2 separate regions of the Homo sapiens genome follow, and region 1 is linked to region 2. Evidence: chromatin loops called from intact Hi-C (ENCODE). Cell type or tissue: B cell. All regions are shown on one strand. Links, peaks and the distances in the headings refer to the core of each region. The heading gives the core; the rest is flanking DNA. Region 1 has its middle 760 kb from the start of LINC01966. Region 2 has its middle 810 kb from the start of LINC01966.

Region 1 (11,681 bases), core at 4,006-8,005, 49 kb before region 2:
ATAGTTACAATATGTTTTGACTAAATTACAAGTGCTTTCTATATGATGAAGAAACATAGTTAATTTGTTCAAAATTTGATTTGTGGAAAAAATGAGAGCAAAAAGAACCCAGAAGATGGGAAGTACTTATATAAATATAGTTTTAAAAAGAGCAATTCCCTGCAGCACAATTGAAGGTACAGGAAATTTACAGAGGGAAATACCCTGCTGGAGTGTTTGGGGAACTTCCCCCTTGACATCAGCTGCACAGTAGCTGTAGTTCCTATCGCAGCCTCCTATTGTTAGTAACTTTGTCAACAGATATATTAAAAAATGCTCAATATTGCTAATCATTAAAGAAATACGAATAAAAAATACAATAAACTTTCATTTCACAATTTGTCAGAATGGCTCTTATAGAAAAGATTAAACATAACAAGTGCTGCAGAGGATGTGAGAAAAAGGGAACCCTAGTACATTGTTGGTGGTAATGTAAATTAGAAAACAGTATGGAAGATCTTTAAAAACCTTAAAAGAGAATTATCATGTGATCCAGCAATTCCAGTTCTGGTGATTTACCCGAAAGACTAGAAACCATTTAATTTATGAGATGTCTGCATGCCTATATTCATTGCAGTTCCATTCATAATAGCTAAGTTATGAAATCAACCTGTGTTCAACAAATAAATGGATAAAGAAAATGCGGTATTTATATATACACAATGAAATACTAGTCAGACTTTACAAAGAATGAAATTTTGTCATATGCAACAACATGGATTGTATTGGTGAGCATTATGCTAAGTGAAATACATCAGGCACAGAAAGACAAACACGCCATGTTCTCACATATATATGGGAATCTAAAACAAATGAATTCATAGAAGCAAAGAGTAGAATAGTGATTACAGAGACTGGAGGGTGGCTGGAATGGGGAGATGATGGTCAAAAGGTGCCAAATCTCAATTAGACGGGAGAAATACGGTTTCTTTTCTTTTTTTCTTTCTTTCTTTCCTTTTTTTTTTTTTAGTTCTATTGCACTGGATAGTGAATATAGTTAAAAATAGACTGTTGTACATTTTGAAATTTCTCAAAATAAATGTTAAATGTACTCACCACAGAAAATGTTAGTATTTGAGATGACAGATATGTAAACTAACTTTATTGAATTATTCTTCATTGTGTTCATTAATTATAACATTAATTTGTACTCCATAATTTTTATAAAATTATAAATTGTCAATTTACAATTTTTAAAAAAAAAGAGCAAAGAAAGGGTTTAACCGAATAAGCGTAAGGTTTTTTGCTAATGCTATTAATCTAGTGCATATCTTAGAGGTACCATACAAAGTTTAAATATTCTTTCTAAATCTCTGTTTCCTGCACCTTTTAAGTCTTAGCCTAATTATCTTAAACGGAGTTGGACCACAACTTTCAAATGCCAGCACAACCAGTCAATCTTATAGAGGAAAAAAAAGTTCATAATTTTTTTTCTTTGCCTAGTTATAGGACAATTGTGTAGTTATTCTTTAATTAGAATGAAACACTAATTGTATGTTTAAATCTATGATGTAAGATTTCTATATACCTAATTCTATATCTATTACACATTATTCAACATAAATGGAATTTCTATGAAGTTCCAGATACCAGTGCCAGATATTTTCATCCATCATTGCACTCTCAGGACTTTATCTCTTATCTGAACTGCTATGATCACCTCTTAACTGACTGAACGAACACCTTCTCTACTGGCTTAAAAATGATAGAATAGAATTTATTGTGTGTTTACTATATGCCAGGTTTATGTATATTATTTATATATACACAATTAGCAGCTTGCAGGTTCATTACCACTGAATACTTAGCTGCACTTTTATGGCTGTGTTATTGCTGCATGTTCTGTATAGAAAACCCTACAGGTCTTCATTATGATAACTGGAAGTATTAGTCAGCAACTCAATACAGTTGTCATTTTTTTGGAACATTCCTAATCACAAAAGCTAAGTGAAATGCTACCCTACCCTGTCTGACATGTTTAACACCCTGTGCAATAAACAATTTTAGCATGTACTTTATTGAGATTATTATTATTATTATTATTTTTGAAACGGAGTTTCCCTCTGTTGCCCAAGCTGGAGTGCAGTGGTGCCATCTCGGCTCACTGCAACCTCCACCTCCCGGGTTCAAGCTATTCTTCTGCCTCAGCCTCCCAAGTAGCTGGGATTACAGGCACCCGCCACCACAACCGGCTGATTTTTGTAGTTTTTAGTAGAGATGAGGTTTCACCATGTTGGCCTTTTATGTGTCTCTCTTCTACTAGACTTTGTGCAGTAGTGGGAAAATATTGTTTGCTTTTCATTTCTAATATCTACCATATTGCTTGACACATAATACACATTCAATAACTGCTTACTTTTAAACTGAAACAAATTTGGGTGCAGGAGGAGACAGAGATGGACAGGAGACTGTCTAAGGTGCGTGGTCTCATTCATTTTTGACTTAAGTATTTTGTCATATCAAATATGAAAATAACTGGCAAAACTATACTCTATTCAACACTTGGGTAGCTCTTTCTGGCTTGCCTCTTTCATACATGATTTTATTGATCCTCACAGTGTAAGTATGAGGTAGGTATTGTTATTATCCCCACATTAGAGAAGAGGAAATTCAAATTTAGAGAACTTGAATGACTTCCTTAAGATCACACTACTGGCAGCCAAGGAATTGAAACCAGACCATCAGACCCTGAAATTCTTTCTTTAATTAAGATTATTAAAAAATAATAAAAGGAAAAAGAATAAAAAATCAATATATTCATTGAGCCCTTCTAATGCACTATTGATACTCCGTGGTAACATGCATTTGAGGAACAGTGACAGTATGTGTTTCATCACTGTGTGACAGAGGAAAGCCTTAATTTGGGAATTAATATATCTATGTGATTGTTTTATACCAAGATATATATGTTTAATAAAATGATACTCAATGACTATTCAGTAATTTTATTTCCATCATTTATGGAGCATGTATAGGTATATAAAATCTGGAAAATTAATGAACATCTTCAATATAACTGCCAAATTGGTTTTTCTGTATACCTTCAGGTGTTATATTTTAGTAGAAATATTTAATTTAAAGCTCAAGACTATGTAAGGTTTTCATTTTTATATGCTCCTCTAATAGCTTTATGTGAAGTTGGTTTCAACTACAGTGTTCAGAAACTATTATATAATAGAGCATATTGTATAAAACTTGTTCATTAAATAAGTCCTAGTTCATATCCATAAATATTAATTGTTTCTTGTGTTGAACTTAGCATAGCCCAAGAGCTATGTTCTATTTTATGATGGGATAAAAAAAGATGAAGAAGGCATATCCTTTCATATTTGCATTTCAATGGTTCTGCAATTGAATAGGGTTGGAAGTCATATTTGGGGAGGCTGTAAATTTTGGATAAGAAATTAAGAGATATTTGGTAGATAGTATAAAGCAGGAAGGTAAAATTGACATTCCTATGTTATTAAACCATGTTGGAGTCTCAGACTGTCTACAATCTAATGGTATAAAATAACCAGAAAGCTATTATTAAGTCAATACATATATTTACCATACACACACACACACACACACACACACACACACATATATTTACAAAACAGAATATATGTATTTCCAAAACAGAATAAAATCCTGGCCAAAAACACCAATAGTGGAAACTGAAAAAAAAAGACAGATATAATTTTTTTTAAAAGAATAATAAGAAACAGTTGGTAATTGAAAGAACTGATTTGTAAAAATGAGACTATCCAATAAAGTAGAAAAATATGCATTTGCTCCTTCACACTTGTATTCAAATAAAAATTTGTAGCTAAAAAAAAAAAATGACTGATGACAGAGATACTGCCTCAGTGAGACCAATAGAGCTTGTTCAGTTCTAAGGTGGATGGATATGGTGAGGATAAACCAGGAGGTGAGGATGAGATGGAGGTTTAGAGACTGCTGAGTAGATATGGTAGCACCACAGTCTCAGAGAAAAGGCCAAAAATAAATATAGGTTAGTAGAAAAGTCATTAGTTGAGTTTAGAACAAGTATTTGAAGGTGCTTCATGTCTAAATAGAAATATTCAAAAGTTGTCAACTGGAAATATGTTATCTAATAGTTACATGTAGCTATGCCCTGAAACCCATACATGTAACCATCCCCTTCCTCTTCTCAAGGACTAGTATGTTCCTACAATAATTACTTCTTATTTTACGAGAAATAACCACCGTGTCCAAAAACCCCTGATTTTTGCTACATGACAGTTAGTGTTTCCAATACATGAAATGCTAAAATTAACATTATGGGACTTAAATGAAATATGCATGTCTTTGTAGGACAAAAGGGATGGAAACACTTTGTATAAGTAAAATGTTGTCATTACAATGCTAAATGAAAAAATTTAAAATGCGGATTTCAAAGAAATGCCAAAAGTTCACACTTAAATAGCCAAATTTGGATATGTTTATGAATAATAATAATCCATTATTCTTTTTTACCACTGTTATTTCTGACACACTTTCAGATATAATTTTTGAAGGATGTGATCTTACCATATGTGAAAAGGTTGCTTAAGTTTTACTTCAGTCAGAACCCTATTGTCATGGAGTTCAAATGCCTACATACAGTTTTGTTGACATTGTTACGTGTATCTCCTCAGATGATAACTGACAAATCAATGCAGCATTCTGTTTTAATTATCCTTCTCTAGACACTGACTATTTCATCACCTCTTGGGGAGGTATTTACTGAGCATTTCCTATGGACAAAGCATCCAAGTAAGTGCTGATGGCCATATATAAAATAAGTACTCGAGCTCCAAAATCTCAGAAGTCATCCTTTTCACAAATACCCCACTTGTCTACTACGTTTCATACTGTTGTACTTTCCACCTTTTTATCTATTTGATTTATGTTCCACTTAGCTAACAATTAATTTTTATTTTTTTATTCCAAAAACCCTGATAAAGACACTGTACGTGAGTACGCTGGTTGATGAATGCTTTTATGACCTGCTGCTTTATAAATTTTACGATGCTCTCATTCACCTGAGGTGGACTGAGGTCATATTAGCTACATGATGGTCAATGTGCAACTACTTACAGTCCTTTGAAAATGGCACTGGTGTCATCAAATCGTAGTTAATCCTGTGGAATAAAGCTTCATAGTCAATTTTTCGAAACCCTTGAAATGTAAAGGTAAAAAGCCTTAAGTCTATGCAGTCAATCTTAAATTGTATTCCTTAAATGTTATTTTCTCACCAACGTTTTTGAAAAGAAGCGGAAATCCTTTTGGAACCCACATCTTTTAGAATGCGAAGACTTCAAGCTTTTTATGTTGTTTAAAAAGGGCAGAGACCTATGATTTAGAAGTCAGATAAACTGGTCACATTGAGTGGTCATTCTTTTGTACACTTTAAAGAGCCTTTCTTTCTGAGAAATATGATTTTTGTAAATTTGATCCTCTACCTTCCTCTTTTGAGAGACCCATGGGAGTGGCTAGAAGAATATAAAATGGAGGGAAACCCTCATTGGTGATAAAAATAGGCAAAATAATAGTCTCATGCCCTCAATTTCAAAGGATTTTTTTTTTTTTTTGAGATGGAGTCTTGCTCTGTCACCCAGGCTGGAGTGCAATGGCGCGATCTCGGCTCACTGCAACCTCCACCTCTGGGGTTCAAGTGATTTTCCTGCCTCAGCCTCCCGAGTAGCTGGGCTTACAGCCGCCTGCCACCACACCCAGCTAATTTTTGTATTTTTTAGTACAGGCGGGGTTTCACCAGGTTGGCCAGGCTGGTCTGGGACTCCTGACCTCAGGTGATCCACCCACCTTGGCCTCCCAAAGTGCTGGGATTACAAGCATGAGCCACCACACCTGGCCCAAAGGATTTTAATTAAATAATAAACCAAAGGAAATGATGTATTTGGTAAGAACCTAAGTTTGGTCTGGATTCTTCACTCAATAGCTGCTTGGTCTTACAGGAAAATTAAAAATCCCTATCCCTCAATTTTCTTACATGTAAAATGTAAAGAGAATGCATTTGTATCTATATCCTAGATTTGTGAGATTTAATTAACATGGCAAGTCCTCAGCCAGGTGTCTGTTCAGTGGGAAGTTAGCAGTAGTCACCTCCCTATCTTCCTCTCCATTGCTATGCAAGAGGGAATCAGAGTCAGAAGTAGGATTTCTGACCTTCCCCCACTGCCTGCAGGAACAATGTGGCCAGGATCTGAGTAGAGCTAATGATGAGAAAACCCCTTTCACAGTCTCTGAGGAAAAAGGACAGGATGTGGTCTCAATGATCATTTTAGAAACCCAATATGGCAGGGTTTCTCCCTTCTCTAGCAGCCAGAACAAATAAAGTTTCTTTTTAAGTGAGTATCAGAATAAAAAAATAATAAAAAATAAAAAAGCTAATAGCTGTATAAAAAGATGCATTATGTCAAAACAAGAGGACATTCCTGAATGCTTAGAAGAATTGATTCAAAAAAGTAGATATACTGTAAAACAAAACAAGACAAAAGCCACAAAACAGAACTGAAACAACAAAAAAAAATTAGAAGCTTTCTGGTTTATAATCTCATTAATATTTGAGAGAATATTTTATATATTTACATGGAAGAAGAAAATATGAAACAGAAACAATGTAAAATCAGAAAATATTGCATAAGAAGGAAAATGTGATTGCTTAATTGAACGTAAGATAGGGCTCAAAAGCAACAAAAAAGATACAATAGAAAAGGGATTTGTGGGAATTAAACTCAAGAAATTCATGTAGGAGTCAGAGAAAAACTGTCCAAAAAAAAAGAAAGAAAAGGAAAAAAAAAGGAGAAAGGTCAAGTACAGATAAAAGAAAGAAAATACAAGACAAAAGCCCAAAACAATAACAAATATAAGGAAAAATAATCAAAAATATTTTGTTTTTAAGAAAAAACTGTATTGGGATGACAGAAAATCCAGTTACAGATTGATACAGCTTAACAAATATCAAGAGCAAAAAAACTGAAGAACTCATTGCCATCAAATATTTTAATAAAAATTTTCAATCTTAATGATAAAAATTTTACTAGGAGCCAGAATAAGTAAACAACAGGAAAATGATTAAGTTTTTGTGAATGAACTACATTTTGTAAATGATAATTTAACAATTACCCAACTGGATCGAAAAAAGACAGATTTATCAACAAATTTTGGAACTATTTAAGTTAGATAACTAGGAGTGCTGTTGATATAATGTAGTTCATGTCCAAAGGTCTGAGAACCAGAGGAACAGAGGGTACAATTCGCAATTCTAGTCCAAAGCCTGGTGACCAGGGAGGGCAGAAGGACAGTAATATAAGTCCCAGAGTTGGAAGGCCAGAGAACCAGGAGCTCCAAAGTCCAAGGGCAGGAGAATATGGATGTCACAGCTCAAGAACAGAAAGAGAGAATTAGCCCTTCCTTATCTGTTTGTTCTATTCAGGCTCTTAATAGATTGTATGATGTCCATCAATATTGGTGAGAGCAGATCTTCTTTACTCAGTCTATTGATCCAAATACACATCTCTTCCAGAATCACCCTCTAGATACACACACTCAGAAAGAATGTTGTATCAGCTATATGGGAATCCCTTAGCCTAGTCAAGTTGACATAAAATTAACCATCACAAGTTTACCCCTTGCCAACTTGGCATCCATACACATCTCCTTAAACCAATTAATCTTCAGATAAAAACAATAACAAGGTCAGAGAGGAAGTCTTGACCTGTATTTTTCTTCTATGAGATGGCTCACATGGCTCTTTCACTAGTTTTTCTATCTGCTAAATGTGATTTCATCAGAAAGACATACCCTAATTGTTCTATCTAAATTAACATACCTCACCCTTTCTCTATTCTTCTTTATTCTTTAGCTGTTTTAGTTTTCTTCATAACATCACTTGACTGATTACATATTTAGTCATTTGAATGTGTGTGTGCACTGATATAGCTCCATTCTAGAACAGCATCTGATGTATAATATGCAGTCGATTAATATTCATTGACAATATTAGCAAGACTAGGGTTTGCATAAGGAATCAGTTTTCAATCTGCTCCAAAATGGACCAAATTTTTCTATTAAAAGGCTACTTCATAGTGTTTTAGAATATCATGACAGATTTTAACCTAAACATTAAGGAAGGTGAAAGAACTCTTTAGCATCTTCTTTTAATACACTCTCACCCAAATATTTGGTTGATTTAGGAATATTCATAGGACTAGTCATAAGAATATTCCTAATTTTATTCATAGCTTATAGCCATAGAAATATGTTTTAAATGGACAGATGGAATGAAATAATTTTGTGTTGATCAAATAATTGTTGAAAATTATCTATCAATTACACAAAATATACTTTTGAAGGAGAGGAGTTGTTTTTGCTGTGGTTTACCATAAGCTCTGATTCTTTATATTGGCTACCAATCAGTATTATTCAGTATTATTACACTAAAACTACTCACTCTTAGTTCTTGATAACCAAATGGTGTTATCAGTGCTTATTATATTATCTCTGTTTTCCATGGTATGCTGCAAGTATCCATTTTATTCATATATCAGAATAGTTAATAGTAAAACTTGACATCGCTTGCTTCATTTATAAAACGATGAACTGAAAGACCAAAATCTGCGACTTGTTAATAAGAAATAAAAAGTCACAATTTATACTTCACCTTAGTCAAAAGGCCAAGAAGTGATTCACATACAATTCCAAGGAGTAAGAAATGTAAAAATAATTGCATGAACTGTACTTTGAATCCATACAGAGGAATCATTTCTGAGGAAACAGTTAAAGTTAATTTGGCAAAGAACAGGGCTCACTGTTAGAAAACAAAAAACCCTTTAAATAATCTGTTCAGTATTTCATCTTTACCCATACTTTATATAACATGAAGGAAAAATTAAGTAAGTTTTGATAAAATGAAAGTTTATGATGAATAGTGGTATGTAGAGGTTCAGTATTTAGTAAAAATTTCTTGAGTATAGAGCTATTGTCACAAGTCTATCCTGATTCACTCAGCCCTCTACAATACTCCCCTGAAATAATATTAGTACAAATATTACTTGTAATAATAAATTTGATATTATAATCAAAATTTGTGGTGGTTTTAAGCCATATCCATAGCTTATTTAACTCTTCTCCCATGGAGAGGTAGGTTCCATGTCTCTTCCCTTTAATCAGGACTGACCTTGGTGATTTACTTGTGAGAAATAAAATGCAACAGATGTTGTCCTATGTGACTTCTAACTCTAGGTGATAAAAGGCCATGCTTCTTCCTCCATTTTGAGATGTTAAATTTGGAGAAAGTCTCTCCAAGAAAACCGACCACTCTGACACCACCATGCTCAAGAGACCCATGTAAGTATTCCAGATAACAGCTCAGCTGGGGTCCCTCTCAACAACCAGAATTAATTGCCAGCCAAGTGAGTGAACCATCATGGATGTTAAACCCAGTTGAGCCTTCAAATGATGGCATGCTCAGTCGTCATCTGACTAGAGTCACAGAAGAGACCCAAACAAGAACGACCCAGTTAGTGCCTCTCAAATTCCTAATCCATATTCACAAAATCATGAGCAAAGTAAGATTATTGTTTTAAGAGGAAATTTGGGGTAATTCATTTTGCTGTTATATGAACTGGTACAGATTAGAGAACTATATTTCTGCAACCTTTCTGACCAAAAATTATGGCATGAATTAATTTATCCAATTGTTTATTCTAAGCAACAAAGCTTCTCAGAGGAATATTTTAGGCTGGCATTTTTTTTTTTCAAATTTGAAATTTCTTGTAAGGGACTAGGTTTAATTAATTCTAATTTTCAGATAATTCCTTTGATATTCTCCTTCATGTCAGACATCTGTCAGCTGTGCTTTTTTTCCCCTTACTTTTTGATACTCTTTTCCCTCCATGGTATCCCAGGGAAAACATCCCTCATGTTTTCTTCAACTAATATTGGTTAACTTTTATGAAATTAATAAAATTTTCACACGGATTTCTCTCTTAAACCAAAATTTATAGGTGTTAAATAATGATGTTATTAAATTTGGCCAACAGTTTTTCATCTTGGATTTAGCTAAACATCTTTAGAGGTGAGGAAAATGCCTCGTATATAATTAAATATATAATTATTGTTATAGCTACAAATATAACTATAATAACCTGGGTGTGCAGACAAACTTTTGGCAATGATGCTACAAATCCTTTCCATTAGATTTCAGAACAACATATGCCAACTACTTTCTATGTAAACATAAAAGGAACAGAAGGCTGTCCAAACTTTAAAAATGCATACAATCTATATTTTCTTAAGCAGGGAGCAAACAGCTTTAAGCCATGCTAAATACATCTAATTAAGAGATGGATTAAACAGGTAAATCACTTTCCTATTACAGAAGGTTTAATAGGGTGCTAAGAATTAGGCTCTGGAGCCATTCAGACTGGGTTCAAACCCAGCCTAGTCCCTGTGGTACAGAATGCAAACTATGTAACAAAAATATGTATTTTCTTTCTCCGTAAGGATATTTGTCTGCATTCTTTGCTATTAGGATGAGGATATGTCTGAGTTCTTGACAATGAAATGTGAGCAGAAGTAATATGAGACAACTATCTGTTGCATAAACTCTTCTCCTTCTGTCATCTTAACGTGCCTTTTATGATGATGGTGAAAACCAGGTTTTTAAGTTTCGCAGAACTTTTATCAGCCTAGTTCCATGAATATCGTGTGAAAGTGAATTTCTCCACTGTCCATTCATTCCCAACCTGAGACTGCAATGGAATATTATAAAAATAAAAATACTCATCTATTATAGAAATCCTTTCAAAATCTAGGGTTTATACATCACAGTTGCCACAGAATCCTAATGTAAGCACTTACTAGCGGTGTGACCTTAAAAAATGTAAACCTTCAGTGCCTCAGCCTTCTCATGTATAAAACGACCATAATAAACACTTCATTACAGGGTGGTGAAAGGATTAAATGAAGTAATGTATGTTAAGTACTTTGAATAAAGCCAAATTCACAACAAGCACTATGAAGTCTTGGCCATTATTATCATTACCATTATGAGAATTCAGTATGTATAATGTTTAATTGCTAAGCATGGCCTTACATTGCACAAATAAACATTAAAGATTAATTTCTATGTTTGACCTATTTCATATGAAAAATGTTAATACTTATTTTATTTATTTACACATTAAAATACCAAATACGTACTATTTATGAAGCATAAGCTATGAATTACAGATATAAAACTGAATATGGCAGACATTTTTCCAGCCCTCACAAAGCATGTCATTTAATGGAGAAAACAAAAAGCAAGAAATTGCTCTGCAATAACAATACAATAAGATAAGTCTTATATTCAAAGTAGATAAGAATGAAATGGAAGCAAGTAAGTTGGGCACATAACAAAATGTTGAGGAACCCAGGGCTCTAAGAAAAGGCTTTGGTCATAAGTGGGAGTTGTTGGGGGGCTTATCTAATTGAACTGGGTGGATATGGGGGCTAGACAGGAAAGAGAATAGAAGTCCACACAGAAGGAAAAGCACATACTGAGGCTAGGAGGGAAGAAAAACATGGTAGAATCTTAAGAATCACTGGAGCAACAGGATCAGGGGAAGGGACAGAGGGATATGGAGAAA
Region 2 (11,681 bases), core at 2,469-6,468:
AGCCAAACATCCTGATGGAAACAGTAAATTCAGTAATATTCAATAATATACCTTATAGAAGTAGGTTTTAAAAAGTTATCAGAATGATTCATTTCAGGAGAGACTCTCTCAACTGGTCCATATGAATTAGGATGTGTTTAAACTCTCTTAAGTCTGTCTTCGAATCAGGAACGTTTCAGAAACAAAAATTAATGAAGATGGAAAGGTAACCTTTTATTTATTTTATTATTTTTTAAAATTATACTTTAAGTTTTGGGATACAAGTGCAGAATGTGCAGGTTTGTTACATAGGTATACATGTGCCATGGTGGTTTGCTGCACCCATCAACCTGTCATATACATTGGTATTTCTCCTAATGCTATCCCTCCCCTAGCCCCCCATCCCCTAATAGGTCCTGATATGTGATGTTCCCCCCACCGTGCCCATATGTTCTCATTGTTCGGCTCCCACTTCTGAGTGAGAACATGTGGTATTTGGCTTTCTGTTCCTGTGTTAGAATGATGGTTTCCAGCTTCATCCATGTCCCTGCAAAGGACATGAACTCATCCTTTTTTGTGGTTGCATAGTATTCCATGGTGTATATGTGACACATTTTCTTTATGCAGTGTATAATTGATGGGCTTTTGGGTTCATTCCAAGTCTTTAATCTTTTGAAAGCTCTGAAAGCATATTTTATAAAAACACATTCAAAGCAATTGAATATTATAGCAAAGGAATTAACTACAACAGACAGAAATTAACCATTTTAATTCTCACAGTTATTTTAATTCTGACAATTTTTTTTAAATTCCAAAACATTATCTCAAAATATAGAATGCTTGAATATTTATTATTTCTCTTTGAATACATATTACTTAAGGTAATTTCCATTATGTGTGATTTTCTGAAATTAATTACAAAAACTCATGTTTTGTGTTTTATTAAATTTTAAAATAATTTTAAAACAATAATAATTGAGCACTAGAACATTTTTAATAGTTTCTAGCTGAAGTCAACTAACGACCCAAATAGGATGTTAAAATTGTAAAACAATCAACCACTTTTGTTAAATGATAACTTGCACCAAAACCAAGTTAAATGTGAAAATATTTCTTTCTTCTCAGTGTACTCAATAATAAACTCATGGGTAGGTTTTGAAAGGCAGCACTCACAATTAGTCTGACTTATCTGGAAATGCTGTTTTTTGGTAAACAGGATTTGACTTACATTATATCCATTTTTGATAGAATATTATAATTATACAAGTCAAATGTGTTGAAAATCATTTAGGAAAGGTAATATGCTTTTTTGCAACCAGGTTATTAGTGATGTTTGAATCTTGAACAAACCTAGAATTGTAAGGTTTCTTTTCTCATTGTTGTTCTGACTGTAACTACTTAAAAATATGTGTGGAGGTGGCAAAGAGGTTGAACTGTAGTGATGTATAACCGGTAAATTTCCAAACTGGATGACTCAGCCGCATATAGCCAGCCCAATCTGTACTGATTTTACCAACGTAAGGCCTGCTGATAAATGGTAATAACAATGAAAAGAGATATTTTAAAACAATAATTTTAGCTTCCCTGTGAAATTTCTTATCTTTGCTTTCTTCCAATGTTTATTTACTCCAGTGCAAATGGATAGAGTTTCCGTATCCTTCCTCAGACTTGCAACTTCATTTATAAGATTTTAAGGTGTAGTTTAACTGATAAGGGGGAAACATTGCTTAATCTGGACAATTTGGAAATGTTAGTTGTAACAAAGTACGAAGAATTTAAAAGTTGTAGAACTAACATTTTTTGTCCTTATAACAAGATCTTTTACTTAAAGATAATTGACTTAAGGTCATAATGGATTACTACCTTGCTCATCTTATATTTCTACTAAGATGGGGAGGGAGGGTGGGATTGGAAAAGATTTTCCCTTTTCAAACTAGTGCTTTTCAGATAAACAATAATAGGCAAAAATTCTTCATTACTATTGAGTTTCTACTTTTAATTTAATTATTTTTAATGGAAATGTTAAGTATGTACCTTTAAGATACTCCATAACTTCAAAAAATTCCAATGTGGGTTATATATAGTGTTTTATTTTTAGTACTGAATGGAATTATCCCCTTTCTTTTTGTTCTTGTTTTATTTATCTTTTAAGAAAATAATCAAGCAATCCTCAAAGGTAAGGAGTTTTACTGCCTAGCTCAATTTCATAAGATAATTGTGTGCTACTTAAAACTAAGTTCCAAATCTAAGGTGAACAATTATAGATGTACTTCAAAGGGACAAAATAGATTTTTTACCAAAAGGAATTCTGAAAACATGACATGGGAAATGCACTTAGTGTTTTATTTAACAGTTATGTACTAATAAAAAATCAATATAGATATATAATTAGGAGTTATACATCCAGGAGTTTCACTCATCCTGGTGAGCTCTTTCCTCTAACATCTTTAGTGAGGTTTGTGAAATATTAGTTGTACATATCCTTCCAGTCTGGAATTACCTACTTGAGTTATCTTTTCCTTTACTGGTTAAAATAGCTTGAAATTTTGGAAAACTTAATGTCTTTCTTTTCTCCCTCTGCCTTTACTGGCAATTATTTTCTGGCAACTGATTAACTATACAAGTATAGTTCTCATGTAAGATTACATACTGGAAAAGTTGTCATAAGTAGGATATTAGCTATGTTACTTTTAAAGGGTAAAACCTGTTCTATTTGAGGTTGATTTTCATAATTTTTAGTCATTATCTAGATAATATTCTCATTAGAAAGTAGCTGATAATTAAGGTAATTAGAACTGAAGGCATTAATCTTTTCGCAAAGAACACCATTTCCAAACGGTGTGGGTTTAAGTTAGAAGAACAGGAACCAGACCAATATGGGGCCAAGTTTGGCTGACTCAATATAACAACACTGAGATGTGATGGTGTTGGCATAATGACATCATGACTCCTTTGGGACCAATGTTTTGGAGTGCAGGTGGCAGCGCTAGACTGATCTCATCGGAAAATAGCTAACCCATACAAACCAACTTTTTCAGGGTCTAGAACTGCTTTTTCCTGTCCATCCTCACCACTAGAGGAAAGGACGTGTGTAAGTGGCATTTCAATATTAACTTTGAGATGTTATAGGTTATTGAGAACCAAATATCCTACTTGACCATTAAAGCACCTATTCAGCTATTAATTAAAACTTTAAATATCAATGGGCCAAGGTATTGAGGAAGTCTAACAATCAATTTGTATCTATCACCATTACTTTTCTGGCATTTATTCATTCCTCCTGTGGACTACATAGTATCAAAATTTAATCATATAAACTACTAAAAGGTGAAAAGAATTGTGTAAATTGAATTACTCAGAATAATTTCCCATCCTTGTGACTTCACCTTATTTAGTAAATATATTACAAGTATAAAGATATAGCTGTATCTATATTTGATTTTAAGGTTTCAAAATATTTAATTTTTAAATTTGTACAAATTTTCTGATACTTTTTAAATGTACATGCAAAAACAAAACCACCAAAGTAAAAAATTGTCATTAAGATCCTGTCTGGGCTATTAGTTCAGAGCTGTTTGGATGATGCCAGACCCAAATATGTATCATTAAATAAGTAAACCTAATTCAAACCTGATTCAAGGCATGCCCAACAAATAATGTTTTATCACCTCTAGAGATCTTATTTCTTGATATCTTTGATTTGCATGTAATGTAAATATCTATGGATGTTTAATGCAGCAAGACAGAAAGCCTCGAAATCTAGAAGGAAGAATAAATTATATAACTGATTAATACTCGTTGATTATTTAGTAAGTATTCTTAAGTTTTCAAGGAAATGTTGCTATTATTCACACACAGCAAAAACACAGATGGACGGTCTTTTGCAGCAACATTTATGTTCATATGAACTTTACTTTATAAAGCAAAGAGCTAAATATTTTATGAAAAGGGCAATAATCTGTTTATGGAAAGATGCAGGAGCATCTCTTTAGGAAAGTAGTTTGTTCTGAGTTCATAAGTTGACAATCTATTTGTAGCTATCATTTGAAATTCATACCATTTCCTTCTCACAGCCATTCACTACCACTCACCATGCAAGGTTCTATAAGTTCTCCCATTTGGATGCCCTTAAGAGAGCCTTGCAATGACAGATGGTTTGGTTAATTACAAAATTAAACTCTGTGCTATTGAGACATGATTTCAGTGAATAATATTTTCCAGACAGAGTTTAATAAGCAGCTTGCGGTTGAGTAGCCTTTAGCCCAAAAAAGGGAACCAGGTCTCTGTGACTACCTTCTACATTCAGAGAGCATGAGCTTAGAGGATGTTAACTTGACCACCCCAGGAACTCAGTTCCAGTAACCTTATCAGGGTCTACCAGAGTGACCCCACCCTAAGCATTGTGAAAGAAGGACTGTTGAAATAGCACCTGGCATTTCACGCTGAACTCCTGTAACACTTGCTGATTCACTGACCACAGTGAAGGGAAAGTACACTGGATATTCAGCCGGCCTTTATGGGTGAGCCCTGCTGGTAAACATGAACTCATCTGAGAAGTCACAGGTTTTAAAATTCACATGCAGCAACTTTGAATTTTTTTTTGAAATATGGTAAAACAAATCAATTTTTAAAATATGAAATTTAAATAGATTAAAACTAGAAATCTAAATATTTGTAAAAGGAATAACTTTTACAATCACAGATCCTTTCGTTGTCGTTGATGATGTATTTCCTCCTGGAAAGTAAGTAAAATAATTGACATCTGATATGACCAGACATCTGATTTTTGGTGAACAGATTTTCTCAAGGTGATTTGGGAAGACTATGCTTGACTATGTTTGACTAACTTGAATAGGTTTAAGGGAGGAAGTTTCTAGATCTGGCCACTAGTTCTGATATTTATTAGTTTTAGAAACAATATCTGATTTAAGTAGAACCAAACAAGACTAACTTGGATTTGTAATAAGTCAGAAAACTGATAATGCATGCAATGATCTCCAAGATTTTATTTTTACTTCTTATATATATACTTGGAAAATACTACTAAATTCAACAGATTTTTTTCCTCTAATAAATTGATCACTGCTTTTACTAAGTCAAAGGTATAAAAAATATCTGAAGCAACCAGATGATAAGTTAATTACCATCCAGAAAATATTTAAACAACTATGCTCCCATGAAAATTCTCCTGCTCAGTTTTCTTAGTTATATCTTCAATACTTTTTTTGAGATGTTAGTTACATGATGCTGTGATCTGTCTTTTCCATTTTTCTATCACTACAGAAAATTTACGATGATGTATAGCATATATTTAATAAAAAGTTTTAAAATAAAAAATGACTAGACAATTTAGAATACGAGTACCAAAATTTAAATCAATTCAGCAAATGTCTGCTTCTTATATAAAATATTGTTTAGCTGATAGAACTGGCAGATTACGTAGGTACTCTCTGAATGAAAGACGGCAACTCTATATTTTAACAATGATAGCACACACTGTGGTCTAATGACCTAGGGGCAGAGTTGTAACAAAATGAATGGTAAAATTTATTAGAAAAGCATAACAAAAGTAAAGAAGCCACAATTTTTCAATTATAATATTTCTATAAGTTACTAGAATATTTCTATAAGTGGGAAATAGGATGAGTAAAACAAATAAACATTTATTGTGCCCTTTTCACATGCATTACACATTATTGCTTTTCATCTTAATGAAACTGATAAGGACTTGGGAAACTTAGGATCAGAGAAATTGTTTAATTGTTGAGGGCAGACAGAAAGATACTAAGTCACAAATTTAGTAAAGACTTTCTTTATAACCCAGTATGTGCTTAATTTTTAAAATCAACCCTATTGAAGTATAATATGCCTTCAACAAAATGTACCTATTTTAAACTATTGAAAACGTGTGCACGTAGAACCACACCACAATCCATATAGAATCTTTCCAACATCCCCCAAAGTTTCTTTGTGTCCTAAACTAGACAACCCCTTTCTCCCAACTGACCCAGAAAACCACTAATTTGCTTTCTGTCACCATATGATTCTTGTTTCATTTAGACTTGAGCATATACGACATATAATTTTTAGTGTCTGGCTAATTTCACTCAGCATAGAGGTTTTAAGTTTCATCCATGTTATGATCTGTACTGTTGTCTTTCTTTTCCCCGAGTTCCAAGGAATTCCATTGTATTCCACTGTATGTTTACGACAAATTATCATTTCTTCATTAATGGTTAGTGATTTTACTATTAAATAAATATTTATTAAGTAAATATTTGCTTATCCTAATGTTGTTAAAATATTTTTTCACATTTCTACCAAAGTTTTATAATTTTAGCTTTTACGTTATTATTTGATCTATTTTGGTTTGTATGTGTGTGTGTGTGTGTGTGTGTGTGTATGTGTGTGTGTGTGGTTGGGTCGGGGTCTGTTGAGAGATACTTTATTCCATGTGGATAAATAGCCAGGTTCCAGCATCATGTTTTTTAGAAGACCATGTTCCCTCCATTGAGCTACCTTGGCATCATTGTCAGAAATCAATAGACCCTACAGATACTCTGTAACTGATTAATATCTATTGCCAATATTATGCTATCTTGATTACCTTAGCTTTTCAGTTAAGTTTATACACCAGAATGTACAAGTTCTCCAAATTCATTCTTCTTTTTGAAATTGTTTGGGCTGTTCTATGTTCTTTGCCTTTAGAACAGACAAAGACACAAAATTTCTGTGGGGACTTTTATTGAGATTGCATTGAATCAGTAGACTAACTTGGAGACAGCTGGCATCTTAACAACAGTTATTCTTTCAGTGCATTGATTGGAGAGAGTTGATACCTTAACAGTCTTTATTCTTCCAGTGCATGATTATTTATGTATTTAAATAACTTCAGGAGTAAAGTTTTTGACACATTTTGTTATATTTATTTCTATTTTTATATTTTTGATATTATTTTAATTTTTAAAATATATTTAAAAAAATTATTTATTGCTACGCTGCAGAAATACAACTGATTTTTTTCACATTGACCTTGTAGCTTGTGAACTCTGTAAGTAATTAATTTTAGTGGCATTTTTGTAGATTTCTAAGATTTTACATGCACAAGATTATGTCTTTTTATAATAAATAGAGCTTTACTTTTCTAACTCCAGTGTATATGCCTTTTATTTATTTTGCTTGTCTTAATGCTGAGGCTAAGACTGCTAGTACAACAGTCAAAAGCAGTAAGAGAAGGCATTCTTAGTTTTTACAGTATTAGAGAATAATATATATTCTTTATACTCACTTTGTGTAACATAAATCCAGTCAAATTTATTGAAATTTGTTTTTTGGCCTATCACATACACTATTTTGGTGAATGTTCCATGTGCACCTAAAAAGAATATTCATTCTGCTGTTGATGGTAAAATTAATGGTGCTTCATAAGTGTCAATTAAGTCAAATTGATTTTTAATATTATTCATGTCTTCTTTATACTAATTTTTTTGGTCTACTTAAACTGCTAATTACTGAGACATGAGTATTGAAATTTCTAAGTATGACAGCTTTTGTTTCCTCTTTCATTTACATCATTTGCACCATTTATTTTGAAGGTCTATTAATAGGTGGGTACAGACATTTATTATTATGACATATCTTTTTATTTCTGGTACTCGTCCTTGTCCTGAACCCTATCCTACATGATATTAATATAGTCACTTCAGCTTTTATAAAAGTAGTTTTAACAGTACATATCTTTTCATAGTTTCTTATTTAACATGTCTGTGTTTGCATAATTGAAATGTGTGTATAATAAAAAACATGTCATTTGTTCTTTCTTAATACATTTTTCTAATTTGTGTGTTTAATTGCAATGCTGAGACCATTTACATTTTGTTACTTTCTAATTTGAAACATGAAAATATATATTAGAAAATATGTTTCTAATTGACCTACCTATACTTCATTTCTCTTTTTTCTCCCTTATTTTGGATTACTTGAGTATTTTTTATTACTCTGTTTCATCTCCATTCTTGGCTTATTAGCTTGATTTCCTTGTATCTGTTCTCTTTTAATTGATCTAGAGTAACAATTCACATCTTAAACTTATCCCAATCCACCTAAGAACAATATGATAACACTTGAAGTAGAACAAAAGAATTCTTTAAGCATATATGACCATCTCTGCTGCTTTGTTATTTTCCTGTTTTTGTATATTTTACTTTTACATATTTATACACCCCATAATATAGTGGTGTTGTTTTTGCTTTAAAGAATTGATTATCTTTAATGCATCTTCAATTTTTAAAATATTTTTAATTTTTAAAATTTTTCCTGTGGGTCAGAAAAGAATGTATTTTAGGCAATGTTTGGCATATGACCAATAAGTCAAAATAATAGTTATGTTAAAAATTTTACTGCCTTTTATAACTTGCTGGATGTAACAGGGTGATGTTTATGAGAGCAAAATGTTCACATTTTCTAATATGTTTGCAAAATTGTCAATTTTTTGCAGTCATTTCAATTTTCAAGTTGTGTTTTGGCTGTATATGTATTTGGAATTGTCTTAATTTTCTGGTGAATTTAATCTGATACTAACATAGCTATTAATGTAACCTTTGCAGGTAGAAAATTAAGGCTCATAATGCTACTACAAAGACACATGCACATGTATGTTTATTGCTGCACTGTTCACAATAGCGAAGACTTGGAACCAACCCAAATGTCCATCAATGACTGGATTAAGAAAATGTGGCACATAAACACCATGGAAGATTATGCAGCCATAAAAAAAGTTGAGTTCATATCCTTTGGAGCGACATGGATGAAGCTGGAAACCATCATTCTGAGCAAACTATCACAAGGACAGAAAACCAAACACCGCATGTTCTCACTCATAGGTGGGAACTGAACAATGAGAACACAGGGACACAGGAAGGGGAACATCACACACTGGGGCCTGTCGTGGGGTGGGGGAATGGGGGAGGGATAGCATTAGGAGGAATACCTAATGTAAATGACGAGTTAATGGGTGCAGCAAACCAACATGGCACATGTATACATATGTAACAAACCTGCATGTTGTGCACATGTACCCTAGAACTTAAAGTATAATAAAAAAAAAAAAGAAAATTAAGGCTATTTGTAATAGGTCAAAAATAATTAAGAAAGTACCAATCTTTAGGAAAGGTAAATATTGATGTCACAGTTTGCCCATAGGAACATATCACAATCTCTGGTGACTTGGAGTGTGAGGATATTGGTTCACAAGGTTAAATAAGAATGGAAAAAAGAGGGAGAAATTTCAAAACACATCTAACCAGATTTCCAGACATGTTAAGGAGAAATTGGAGGGAGGAAGAATTTAAAACAATGCCGGGTAAGAATTATCCTGACAATGAAATCTAGCCATTCTTGGGTTTAGGAAGTCATTAAATACTGAGTTGAAAAGAAATGAAGGCTCTATACAAGTACAAATCACTGAGCTGCAGAACAGTAATGAAGGAAAAAAAAATCTTAAAAGCAGCCAGAGGAAAAAAATACAGATAATTTAAAAATTAATGGCAAGCAGAACAAAGAGCTGACTTTTTAACAGCAATAGTGAAAGGAAGCAGTTGACTTTATCTTCAAGGTATGGTGAAGAAACAACAGACCATCAGAATGCTATGCCCAGTGTTAAGAATTAAATTGTCTCCCAAAAAGTACTTATAGGTGGGCATGGCTTGACAGTGTGGACAATCAATTAGGAAAGGGTAGGTTTATGTAAAATAGGTGAGGGGTGGAGGTCAATCAGAGGAAAACGCGCCAAATGGGAAGACAAGTTCTCAATTGTTGCTTGGCTTTCAGGCTTTAAACTGTCTTTGGCTTGGAGGGGTTTCCCCGGGAGCCCACCCCTCTCTACCTAGGCATTTAGCTGCCTTCTGCCACTCTCAGTACCACAAACTGAGTTGCCTAAAACAACAAAATTTATTTCTTTCACAATTTTGATATCTAAAAGTTTGAAATCAAGGTGTCAGCAGGACCACGCTCCTTCTAAAACCTGCAGTAGAGAATCCTTTCCTGCTTCTTTTGAGTTTCTGGTGTTTTATTGGCGATTCTTTGCATACCTTGCCGTGTAGCTACCACACTTCAACCTCTACCTCCATTGTCACATGATATTATCTCTTGTGTCTCTTTGTCTCTTTTCCTCTTTTTACAAAGGCACCAGTCATATTGGATTAATGGCTCATCCTACTTCACTATGACTTTATCTTAACTTAAATAGTTACATCTGTAAGGACCCAATTTCCAAATAAAGTCACAATCTGAGATACTGTGTGTTAGGACTTCAACATATGCCCGGCATTTGGTTTTTTAAACATAATCTTTTATTATTACTGAAATCATAAATATTTATTGTATAAATTAATGACATTTACACTGGCAAAAAGAAAATAAGATAAAATGTCACATTGTCACTATCCATAAATTATTGTTGTTAATATTTTAGATTATATTTCTGTACCATTTATATGCAAACTACACAGATACAAAACAAACATGTGCCATTATTTTTACTGACTTTTAAAAATAAATGTATTAGTTAACCTTTTAATAAACTATTTTGTAATAGTTGATTTACAAAAAAAGCTGAAATGATATCTTTTTATAATCTTGATTTTTCAATAATTGATCTCCATTATTTCATTTCAGAAACTTACCAATACATAGATGATATTAACGTTTTCTGAAATCTCTATACAAACAGAATATATGTCATACCTCTGATTGTTGTTCTCTTAAATCACATTTAATCTAATAAAACCCAGTTTTTCATGAGGTTTGGCTAATTTTCTCACAGAATGTTCCAACTTCTGGATTTCTCTGCTTGCTTGTTTTGCTTTCTTTTGGTAGGTTATGATTGATTCACTTTTTATTGACATTTCATAGTAAGTCATAAATAAAATGTTTTTTCTGGAGTACCTAGTTTTTATTTATTTTAAATTTTTTGGGGTATATAGTATGTGTATATATTTATGAGATATATGAGATTCTTTTTATAGGCATGAGATGCGTAACAAACACATCATGGAAAATTGGGTATCCATCCACTCAATCATTTGTCCTTTGTGTTACAAACAATTCAATTATACTCTATTAATTATTTTAAAGTGCACAATGAAATTGTTATTGACTATAGTCCCCCCGTTGTGCTATCACATACTATGTCTTATTCATTCTTTCTAACTATTTTTTTTCCCCCTTAACCATCCCCATCTTGCCGCTCCCGTCTACCCCCGACTACATTTCCCAGACTTTGGTAACCATCCTTCTTTTCTCTTTCTCCATAAGTTCAATTGTTTTTATTTTTAGATCTCACAAATAAGTAAGAATATGTAATGTTTGTCTTTCTGTGCCTGACTTATTTTACTTAATGTAATAACCTGCAGTTCCATCCATGTCGTTGCAAATGATAGTATCTCCTTTTTATTTCAGAATAGTACAACATTGTATGTAAGTACCACTTTTTAAAATCCATTTATCTGTTAATGGTCACGTAGTTTGCTTCCAAATATTGACTATTGTGAACAGTGCTGCAGCAAACATGGGAGTGCAGATGCTTCTTCTTTACACTTATTTCCTTTCTTTTGGGTATACACTCAGCAGCGGGATTGCTGGATCATACGCTAGTTCTGTTTTTAGTTTTTGAGGAACCTCCAAACTGTTCTCTATAATGGTTG

The links. Hi-C counts contacts between places; a loop is a spot of excess contacts. Peaks named below come from ENCODE experiments on the same cell type or tissue, not always from the same donor. Only the 100,000 strongest peaks of a DNase experiment are listed, where the experiment ranks them.
Region 1: a loop joins it to region 2, with 1.8 times the contacts of the local background. A loop is called at or near these places in 3 of 110 quality-filtered maps.

The regions. Positions count from the first base shown.
Region 1 is chr2:145,638,663-145,650,343 of GRCh38, forward strand. No RefSeq gene overlaps it. Among named protein-coding and RNA genes, the nearest start is that of LINC01966, 760 kb to the left of the region's middle. In B cell, for the core only: no CTCF peak of the experiment used is centred there; a DNase peak (open chromatin) is centred at 6,249; H3K4me3 peaks cover 874 bases; H3K27ac peaks cover 338 bases.
Region 2 is chr2:145,688,942-145,700,622 of GRCh38, forward strand. No RefSeq gene overlaps it. Among named protein-coding and RNA genes, the nearest start is that of LINC01966, 810 kb to the left of the region's middle. In B cell, for the core only: no CTCF peak of the experiment used is centred there; a DNase peak (open chromatin) is centred at 4,340.